Regions from separate parts of the Homo sapiens genome. Here region 1 is linked to region 2. The links are chromatin loops, found by intact Hi-C in ENCODE. Cell type or tissue: HepG2. All regions are shown on one strand. Each heading gives the region's core, and the rest is flanking DNA. Links, peaks and the distances in the headings are about the cores only. Region 1 overlaps AGPAT4 (1-acylglycerol-3-phosphate O-acyltransferase 4). Region 2 overlaps LOC102724087 (a long non-coding RNA gene).

Region 1 (5,380 bases), core at 291-5,290, 290 kb after region 2:
TTTAAATACTTATTTAAATACCCCATAGAGACTGTCTAGATGCTTCACATTTCTATAGGCTTGAGTACAATTTTAATACTATTACAAGAGTCTTCACAATTTGGCAAGCTACATTAATGACCCTATTTAACTTATGATCCTACTCTTCCATAACTCATACACTGCATGTGTTGTAATCTGTTGCCTAGTTAGCAAATGTTTCTGTAGAATTAAGCTTCCCCGTATCTGTGGGTTGAAAATGTTTACACATCCCAGCGGACATATTTGTGCTGAATCTCAAGGTTTTTGAGGCCATGGCTCATTCCTTCTCTGCCATTTCCCATACTCTTGGATTTACAAAACATACGCATATACCCAGCAAACACAGACTGACAGTGACTCACCCTGATCTCATGCTCGGTAATCAGGTTCAGATATCCTGGTCCTTCAGCATGAGTGTGGTTCTCAGGTCTGTCTCTCTGGCACACATTACAGGCAAAACCCATATTTTAAATGTATAACAAGCTCTTTTTGAACCTAAAACATTCTAGTCTTTATATTCTGAAGCCTAGCACATGCTTGAAACACTGATATCCTTGCAGTGGCTGAGGGGTATATCTGCTTGAACCACACAGTAGAATAACCTCCCTTACCATAAAAAAAAAAAAAAAGAAAACACAAAAACACAAGATCCAAGTTTCCTGTTGATAGCTCAAACTCTAAAAGTCCTACCAGCCACCAACCCATTGTAATTTCTCCTTTTTAGGTAGATATACCCATTATTTTATTCGTAATACAGCATTACCTTTCAAACTATACATCAAATTGAGTAGAGCAGACATAGTCAAGTTTATCTATGCCGGCAAGCAAAACTCTTCGCATGCACCCTGCCATGAAGGGCTATCAAACCTCCTCTGCCCCTAGAGCTGGAAAGCTGTCCAGGCTCACACATACTTGCCTCTCTTAACCGCACCATGTCCAGTTGACGAGGATTAAAGAAAACAAACAAAAAATACCTTTCAGCTAAAGCCAGATTTGTGAGGCTGCCAAGAGCACTTTTCCCTCCTGCCTTGACAAGGCTTCTTCATAGTCTGACAAAGGAGACTAACACTCTTAGACACAAATACAAGTTGGAGATGTCTCTGAAAGGGTTCTGAACCCACGTTGGGGTTGGGTGGGAATAACTCAATGGATGACTGAAGCAAAGGGTCAATGCTTTCAGGGCTCTCAGAGTAAAGCCATGAAACAGAATAGGCAACAGCAGCCCCAGTCTCTTCTGTCCTCAAGCAAACGTCTGCAACAAGTGCGTCTCTTGTCCAGGATGACAGACAACCTCTGCAACTGCCTTCTACAATCTTCAGGCTCACTCTCCTCAGGACAGTGAAACGCTTCCGGGCAATCGTTCTTTCCTCATTCTTTCCCAACTTCCTCCCTGGGCTCCACTGTGGAAACCAAAATGCTGGGGCAGCATCAGCCCCGACGCCCCAGGCCCCACCCCAGCACTCTCTTAATTCAGATGATTTTCCCCAGTGTCCGTTTTCACACTGCTGCTGAAGACATGCCCGAAACGAAACCAAAAAAGGTTTAAAAGGTTTAATTGGACTTACAGTTCCACATGGCTGAGGAGTTCTCACAATCATGGTGGGAGGCGAAAGGCTCTTCTTAAGCAGCGACAGCAAGAGAAAATGAGAAAGAAGCAAAAGCGGAGACCCCTGATAAACCCATCAGATCTCGTGAGACTTACTATCACGAGACTAGCACGAGAAAAACTGGCCCTCATGATTCAACTACCTCCTCTTAGGTCCCTCCCACAATACGTGGGAATTCTGGGAGATACAATTCAAGTTGAGATTTCGGTGGGGACACAGCCAAACCTATCACCCAGTAATCCCTGCTTCTGTCTTAATTTGACTTTCCCCTCACACGTGGCTCTGATTCACCTTTGCTCACCTGCTGATGCGGTTCTCATGTTACACGTGTTCTTCACCTTCAGGCTTTCCTGTCCTTGTCAATTTCCGTTTAGGTGTTTTATCATTAGGGCCTGACTCCGCGTTTCAGCAATGAAAGATGAGCAGACAGTGGAGAAGGCAAGCCAGGGGAGGGGCGGAGTGAGCACAGGCGTGGGGACGCGAAAGGACAGGGGAACACCGGAGAACTCGGTCATCCGCTTGGGAGCCAGGGACATGCTGAGCTGGAAAACCTAGCCTTGGGTCAGAACTGGGCTCCCATCAATGCCTGGTACATGGTAACAGAAGGTGCTCAATAGATGTCTACCAAGTTGAATGAAAGGGCATCTCACTGTTTGAGCGTGCTTTAAAAAGCCTTATGGTGTGTCAGATGGAGGACGCATTGGGAGAGGCTGTGGTGGAGACCTGTGTTAACAGCCTGTCACAACGTTGCAGGCGATATCCAAGCCCAAAAGACATGCTTCTCCCTGTGTGTCCCTGGGGGAGTCCATCAGGTGCATGGTAATCCAGTATGAAGGCATTGGCGTTATGCCTGCATTTTCTCTCACTAATCATGTTCAGCTCTAGTTGGAGACATAGGTATATATAATCTGTTCCTTTCCATTTAAAGAAATTGGCTACTGGTGTAGAAATTGTACATGAACAATCTCATTTATGAACATCATAATTACCCTGGTGAAAGGACTGGCTGGGAGAGGCATGGCATATTCAGAAATCCTCAAAGCCCTGGAATTGGATCAGGGAGTCCAGCCAGAAACCTCCTCCCCTGACCCCGCCTGCCCAGGCCACTGCCCTGGGACAGGACTCACAGGCAGCACAGCTGGTGCCTCTGCTCCCGCGGGGCCCTGCACACACCAGCTCTGGGTTTGTTCTTGTTTGGATAACATGCAGAACTCACCATCACTAGACTGTGACTGGGTTGAAGGACAAGGTCTCTTCCTCATCTCCCAACTCACCTTGTAGCGTAGAGCATGTTCTATGTGATGCCTGCAAAGACCAATTGAACACGTATGCATTCACCGGGAATGCCCTGTGATGGCTGGTGTCTGTGTCTGATGAGTTGGTGCCTTGTTCTTCTGGCAAGAGAACCACATGCCCTGGGGTGGACATACAACCTGCACAAGATGACTGTAGCTCTCTACCCCCGTCCACAGTGACGGTGCCAATGGTGCTGTGCTGGAAAATGGTTAACAACCAGCTCTTGTGTGGCAGGGGAGGCAGTAGGTGGGAGGAAAAAAAGCCCTGATTTATAGTTCTGCCGATTTCTATGGTGCAAATATTCCCACAAATGTCAGTGCCAAGCTATCTATATGAAATCAATGAAGAAGAAGTTGGGAAGAGATTACCAAATTACCAGAGCTCCCTTTTAAAACATGCACGACTCCCTCTGCTGGCATGATGGTCTGACTAAGTGGGGAAATCACAGCAAGAATACCTTTACTTTACGTTTGTCTAGCACCTTACAATTTATTTCCCTCATCTTACAATTAAAAAACCAAACCCAGGTAAGTTGACTGTGTCACCAAGGTGGTTAGGCCACTGTTCAGAAGCCAAGACTCCAGGCTCCAAGTGCGTGTTACCATAACACCGGGGCAGGATCCTCCGCTCCACGGCCCTAGCACAGTGTATCCACATCAAATCTACTCAAAAACAGCCACTTGGAAGCTATAAAGGGAGCCATAAGGATGCTAGAAAATAACTGCTGTCCTCAACACTTTCCATATCATGTAACCATATACTCTGAGGTGGCAGAGGTGAAAAAACACTGTTATCTACCAAACAGTATGATAAAACACTGTATCTACCAAACAGTATGATAAAACACTGTATCTACCAAACAGTATGATAAAACACTGTATCTACCAAACAGTATGATAAAACACTGTATCTACCAAAGCGTTTCTAGGATTTTTCCTTCAAAACAGACTGTGGAATTGGAGAATACTTTTAATCTAATATTTTCCCTCCTTTCAGGAGAACCAGAATAGGACCAGAGAAGGGAGTTCTCAAAATGTTTGACAATGCCTCAGATCCCATCTGGGCCCAAGATAAACTGAAATAGAGAAAAATACAAAAATATTTTTTGCCATTAGGATTTCCTTGCTTTAGAGCTTGTTTTCATAAAACTATTTCCCCCTTACTTTAAGTGTGCTATATAAATTCTATCTCCAGTATGGTGAAACCAAAACCCATAGCTAAGGCAGTGGTCTTTCAATGTTTTTGATTCCTTAAAAAAAAAATTAAATATGCACCATTAGCATATACAACTTTTATATATGTAAAATTTGTATTTTATATAATTTAAAAAATATATAAAATGTCCTATCCAGACATTTATGATATGATAGAATATGATGGCATGATACGAGATGAGATAAAAGGAACATAAATAGAAGCTCTCAGGTTTGTTTTTTCTATACCCCAATGGCTTGTCTTGTTTACCTCCTGGAAATATCCACTGCACCATGAAGACCACACACGATCGCCTTATAACCTTACAAGACACCAAAGTCAAACTCACAACCTAATTTAAAAGCCGTAACTTAAGTCAGAAGTGAAATTTAATGCTTCCAAAAACAAATGGGCACTTTGCGAATTAATTTATTTATAAACCATATGAATAGCTAAGACAACTTGACTTAAGCCAAGCATCCATTCATACAATTCAGTATCACATGTGTATTCCTAAACTTGCTGATTCTTTAGGGCCACCTGTTTGAAATTTAGAGTGACTAAATTCCCTATTTAAAACGTAAGGTCATTTCTTGTACCAGGGACACAGATTCACAGTAAAAAAGATAGACAGAGATAGATAGATAGATAGATAGATAGATAGATAGATAGATAGATAGATAGGCAGGCAGGCAGGCAGGCAGGCAGGCAGGCAGGCAGGCAGGCGGCAGGCAGGCAGGCAGGCAGGCAGGCAGGCAGACAGACAGACAGACAGACAGGCAGGCAGATAGATACATTTAAAAAATAAATGGATTATTACTCAAAATACACAAGGCTTGCTATCACAGTTACATTATTCCTGTTAAAAAACTTAGAACTCCAGTGTCCTTGCTTATCACTCTCCATTGAATCAGCTTCATGAGACTGATTCATTTGGATATTTAATGTGCTTCCAATCACCAGGTATGTCAGCCACACAGCCTGCGCTATCACCAGATGACCTGAGCTAATAACACACTAATGTCATCATCAGACCTCATTCCTAATACCTCCTTCTTTCTCCTAAATAAACAAAAATGTGTTGGCATGAAGGGTTCATTTTGGAATAAGCATCATATGGAAAAGTTTAGCCAAGTAAAAGCCCAATTCTAAATAAAATCATTTCACTAGGAATTGGGCCAGAGTGTAACAGTAACTATGAAGAGAAAACATTACATCTGAAATGAGCTGGAGAGGCAGATAGACAGCTTCCTCGATACTTC
Region 2 (5,380 bases), core at 272-5,271:
CATTTATCCTTTCTTTGTGGTGAGAAAATTCAAAATCTTCTCTTCTAGTTATTTTGAAATATACAATATATTATTATTAGCTATAGTCACCCTAGTGTGTAATAGAACACCAGAATTTATTATTTCTGTCTAACTGGAATTTTGAAACCATGGACCAACTTCTCTTCTCTCCCCAACTACCTTCCTCGTCCTCTGGTACCACTATTCTACTCTAATTATATGAGATCAAGCTTTCAAAAAAAAATGCTTGTCAACAAATAATAATTGTACATATTCATAAGGTACATAAGATGTTTCAATACATATAATGTATAGTGATCAAATCAGGGTAATTAGCATATATGTCATCTCAAATGTTTATCATTTATTATATATTTGTGTTGGAAACATTCAACATCCTCCTTTTAGCTATTTGACACTATTCACTATACTACTGTTGACATTCTACAGTGGTGTAGAACACTAGAACTATTCCTCTTTTCAAGCTGTAATTTGTAGCCTTTAACAACTCTCTCCCTATCCCTCCCTTCCTGGGACCCTTCTCAGCCTCTAGTATCTTCTGTTTACTTTTTACTTCTTGAGATCAACTTCTTTTAGCTGCCACCTATGAGTGAGAACATACAGTGTTAATCTTTCTGCTCCTGGCTTGTTTAACATAATGTACTCTAGCTTCATCCATGTTGCTGCAAATAATAGGATTTCATTATTTTTTATAGCTGAATAGTATTCCATGGTATGTATATGCCACATTTTCTTTATCCATTCATGTGTGGTCAGACAACTAGGTTGATTCCATGTCTTGGTTATTGTGAACAGAGCTGCAATAAACCCGGGGCTGCAGATGACTCTGTGATATAATGATTTCCATTCTGTTGGATAAATGCCCCGTAGTGAGATTGCTGGATCATATGGTACTTCTATTTGTAGTTTTTTGAGGAACCTCCATACTGTTCTCCAGAGAGATTGTACTAGTTTAAATTCCCACCAACTGTGTAGAAAAGTTCCCTTTTTTTCTGCATCCTCACCAGCATGTGTTATTTTTTGTCTTTCTGATAATAGCCATCCTAACTGGGGTGAGCTAATACCTCATAGTGGTTTTGATTTCCATTTCGCTGATGATTAGTGATATTGAGCACATTTTCATATATTTGTTGGACATTTGTATGACTTCTTTTGAGAAATGTCTGCTCAGATCATTTGCCCGTATTTTAACTGCATTGGTTTTTTGCTGTTGAGATGTTTGAGTTCCTTGTATATTCTGGATACTACTCCCCTGTCCAATTAGTAGTTTACACAACACTAGGCACCATACCAGGTTCTTTACACAGGTTATTTCATTTACTCCTCACTCCAACCCTATGAGGGAGGTGCTATTGCTACTACTCTCATTTTACCCACAGAGAGTTCAGCAGAGGTTCATAACTTCCCCAAAGTCACACAGCTTTTGTGGCAGATGGAGCAGGGTTGGATGCCAGAGCCAGGCCCTCTAGCCCCACGCCTCGCTGCTGCAGGAGCCCGCCCATCTGCAGTCACTGCCACAGGCATCAATGGTAGTACCCAGATTAAGGATTTATTGAGCACCTACTGTATTCACAGAACTCTGATCAGTCTGAAAGCCCAAGCAATGAAGCAAACAAAGCCAAGGAATGATAGAAATCACAGAGTTCAAACCAGAGTCTAGGGCCTGAAGTGCACAGCATGGGCCAGGTTAAAGTGAATGAAACATTCCTATTTTGATCCTTTTCATTATTTATCATTCATACCCATAAATACCTTTAAGGGGATTAGTTTTAGTTGCAAAGTGAACAACAAGTAGGCAACAAATTAGCTCTTCCAACATTTTCTTCTCCTGAAAAGGCTCTTTGAAAGCCCTGTTTTGCAGAAACTTGCTCCTTTTGCATGACGGGTAAATCGTAGGAGACCTGGTAGATTATGCTACAAACTTAATGTGGAAAGGTTGCTTCATCCAAGATCCTGGAGTTTTCGTAGACATTGTCCTGATACTTCCCCTTGGGCAATACCAGCGCCTGCAGGCAACAGCTCTGACGCACTTAAGACTTAAATACTACCCACAGAAGTGCTGGCTTGGCTGGGAAAACCTTTTGCTAAATAGAAGAACAACATTTTTTTTTCTTTTCTGGAATTTGCAAACAGCATTTATTCTCAGCCTTGCCTTCCAAACGTTCCAATTGGACATTGCTGGGCAGCGTGGAAGCAGAAGCGAACGTCACCCAGGCCGGCAGGGGGCGGCACACCCCACACTTCGCTGCGCGCCCTCGCCTCCTTGGGAGGGAGTGTCCAGCTCCCAAAACCTGTCGTGGGTTTTGTCCCAAGTGACTTCAGCCAGCAGATGGTTCAAGTCCTGAGGCTGCAAAATTCGGGGTGGAAGGAGTGGGGCGTAAGGCTGAGAGTGGGGAGAGCAATCCAGGGGCGCCAGGGTGGGAGCCGCAGCGGGCCCGCGGCCGCCCGGAGGACACTGATGCTTCTGGAGCTCGCGAAGGGTCCCCCGCGGGAGAGGAACAAGGCCGCTTGCGCTCCGCAGAGGCGCAGGCACGGGGCTGGGGCCCGGGGCGGGGGCGCGGGTGGGCGGACCCCTCCCGCAAGCCCATGATGGCCAGGCCAAGGCCGCTGGGAAAGGCAGGACGCTCGCCCATGCGCTGCCAGCTGGGCTTTTCTCCTTCGCCCGCCCTGTGTTCCAGGGCGCGACCCCGTTCGGTCCAGCCGCTGGCTCCGGGGCTGAACCCCAGGTAGGTGGGTCGGAGCCCCTGAGAGAACTGGGGCTTGAGGGCGTTTCTGCTTCCAAGCGCAAGCACGGGGAGCCCTGATGCTCCAGCCCCTGGACACTGGATTGGAAACTGGCAAGGGTAGGAGATGTTTTGCAGGAGGCCGCCCTCTGTCTTCCTCTGTTCTAACACCTGCTGGACACAGGGAATCCTGATACCTGTATTTTTTACCAGAAAAAAATTCTAACAGCAGAAAAGTCAATGTGATGGGTTACGCCTCCTTAACGTGCCCCATTTGACCTTGTAAGCTTCCTTCCACAGGCTGACCTTGTTTTGTGCAATCAGTGTGATCTTTTGTCAGCTATGCAAAACAGTTTTTGTTTACTGAATCTGGTTTAAAAGGCAAGAAGTTGCTTCCCATAGGGCACTTTGATCCTTGGTGTAGGGCACTTTGATCCTCGGTGGAAAGGGATGTGTATGCCTTGAAACATGGAGAGTCACATGCGATGCTTGGTTTTGTGTAGAACTAACATGAGATAATCTTTTCACTGGTTTTCAGAATTGTGGAGAATTCACTTAGGAAAATAAGCATGTGTATCAATGGATGACTAATATGGACATGTACTTTAACTGATTTCACAGAAGCAGTGCTCCTGATATTTTGAGACACTAATTTTATTTGGTTCTTCTTTACCATATGATCAATTAGCTGCTTACCTCATAAGTTACAGAGGGAGAAGGTACTTCCTGTTTTCTCTTTATATCTCTTGTCCCTTATTTAAAGAAGCAATAGGGCACGTGCAGTGCCTCACTCCTGTAATCCCAGCACTTTGGGAGGCCAAGACAGGAGAACTGCTTGAGCACAGGAGTTCAAGACCAGTCTGGGCAACATGGCAAGACCTCATCTCTACAAAAAATACCAAAAAAATTATCCGGGTGTGGTGGCCGCACGCCTGTAGCCCCAGCTACTCGGGAGCTGAGGTAGGAGGATGATTGAGCCCAGGAGGACAAGGCTGCAGTGAGCCAAGATTGCACCACTGCACTACAGCCTGGGCAGCAGAGCGAGAGCTTGTGCCAAAAAAAAAAATATTTTTTAAAAAAAGAAGTAATAAAGGAGAAATCTTTTTGCTACGTTTAACTTATCCTCCACTATTCTAAAGTTTAAGCTTCAATAATTTATAAGTACAGTGACATTAACACTTTAAAGTTAGCTGATATGCTGATATGCTTAAAAACTGGAAAATATTTCAATTTTAAAAAATTCTAGGTGGGGTATGGTGGCTCATGCCTGTAATCCCAGCACTTTGGGAGGCTGAGGTGGGTAGATCACTAGGTCAGGAGTTCGAGACCAGCCTAACTAACATGGTGAAACCCCATCTCTACTAAAAATACAAAAATTAGCTGGGCATGGTGGCACGCACCTGTAATCCCAGCTACTCAGCAGGTTGAGGCAGAGGAATCGCTCGAACCTGGGAGGCGGAGGTTGTAGTGAGCTGAGATCATGCCGCTGCACTCCAGCCTGGGTGACAGAGACTCGGTCTCAAAAAAAAAAAATTCTATTCCATCTAGTAATTGACGCATATGATACATATGCATACATGTGTAAAAGTGTATATCTATTCATATGTATATGAAATAGGTATATTATACATTGTACTGAGTTTATACTTTTATTGGCCTTTTTGACTTTAAAAGTGGGTTATACAGACCTGTGAAACAAGCAGCAAAAATGAAAACACTGCACTTTTGTGTGATTCCGTAAACACACAAGAATAGTGGAGGTCAGGATCCATGCTGCTGGCCAGGCGTTAAGTTGGCGTTATCAATAATCACTGTAGTCTCTGTGGGTGCTGATGAATCTGAATTCCCCACATGTCGTGCCTTGGGAATTGCTCCTTTGACTAGATTACTGTTTTGAGGTTGACGCTGTTGTGTTTCTTACAAGAGTAGAAAACAAGTGCACAAAAATGGATTTAGGTAAGTGGAAATTTAATGCAGTCACAGCAGTGCCCCACACAAACAAAGTGATCTACAAATGTAGCCTTGATAAGGGTCCCTCGCTAGGCCAGTCGTCACCTACTCCCTCTGCTGGATGACAGCCCTCCGGTATCTGCACTCAGCTCCCACGTTCCTGGAGCTTCTCTTCTCAGACTGCGCAGCGCCCAGAGCTTCAGGTCTCTCCATATCCTTCATCAACACCTCCTGAAAGCGTGAGACCTTGGAGAGGCCCATGTCCTCCAGGTGTGGCCAGGAGAGCTGAGACAGAGCCCTGGGGTCCTTTCTTATCAACCCTTGTTTGGGTGTTCTATTTCTGTTAATCCTCCAAATAGTCATTTTAAAAAATACCATTCATTTTAAACCGGTAGCTCAGCTGTCCTGTGTAAGCTCCACACCCTCAACTCTATAGCTGATTACGTAGTTCATTATTAAGCTAATTTAAGAAATGTTAAATATATGAAAAAGTACAGAGGGAGCAAACATTGAAGCAACTTACCAACTTTCCCACAACCTGCAGTTAACAATTGTGAACATTTTCTCCTTTTAACTTTTCCCCAGTCCCTGGAACTTTCTGGCTCATCCTCTCTTCTCTAACCCAGTCTCCCTCAGCCACAATCATGATGAAGTGTGTACTCATCCAACCTGTTTTGGAACATTTA

What was found. Hi-C counts contacts between places; a loop is a spot of excess contacts. Peaks named below come from ENCODE experiments on the same cell type or tissue, not always from the same donor. Only the 100,000 strongest peaks of a DNase experiment are listed, where the experiment ranks them.
Region 1: a loop joins it to region 2, with 30 times the contacts of the local background. A loop is called at or near these places in 4 of 110 quality-filtered maps.

What each region holds. Positions count from the first base shown.
Region 1 is chr6:161,215,073-161,220,452 of GRCh38, forward strand. The region is part of intron 2 of AGPAT4 (1-acylglycerol-3-phosphate O-acyltransferase 4); the gene reads right to left. Among named protein-coding and RNA genes, the nearest start is that of AGPAT4-IT1, 56 kb to the left of the region's middle. In HepG2, for the core only: a CTCF peak has its summit at 3,340 (motif pointing left); no DNase peak of the experiment used is centred there; H3K4me3 peaks cover 385 bases; H3K27me3 peaks cover 1,180 bases.
Region 2 is chr6:160,928,622-160,934,001 of GRCh38, forward strand. The region is part of intron 3 of LOC102724087 (a long non-coding RNA gene); the gene reads left to right. Among named protein-coding and RNA genes, the nearest start is that of MAP3K4, 60 kb to the right of the region's middle. RefSeq lists an enhancer at 2,096-2,390. In HepG2, for the core only: CTCF peaks have their summits at 2,254 (motif pointing right), 2,893 (motif pointing left) and 4,830 (motif pointing left); a DNase peak (open chromatin) is centred at 2,260; H3K4me3 peaks cover 659 bases.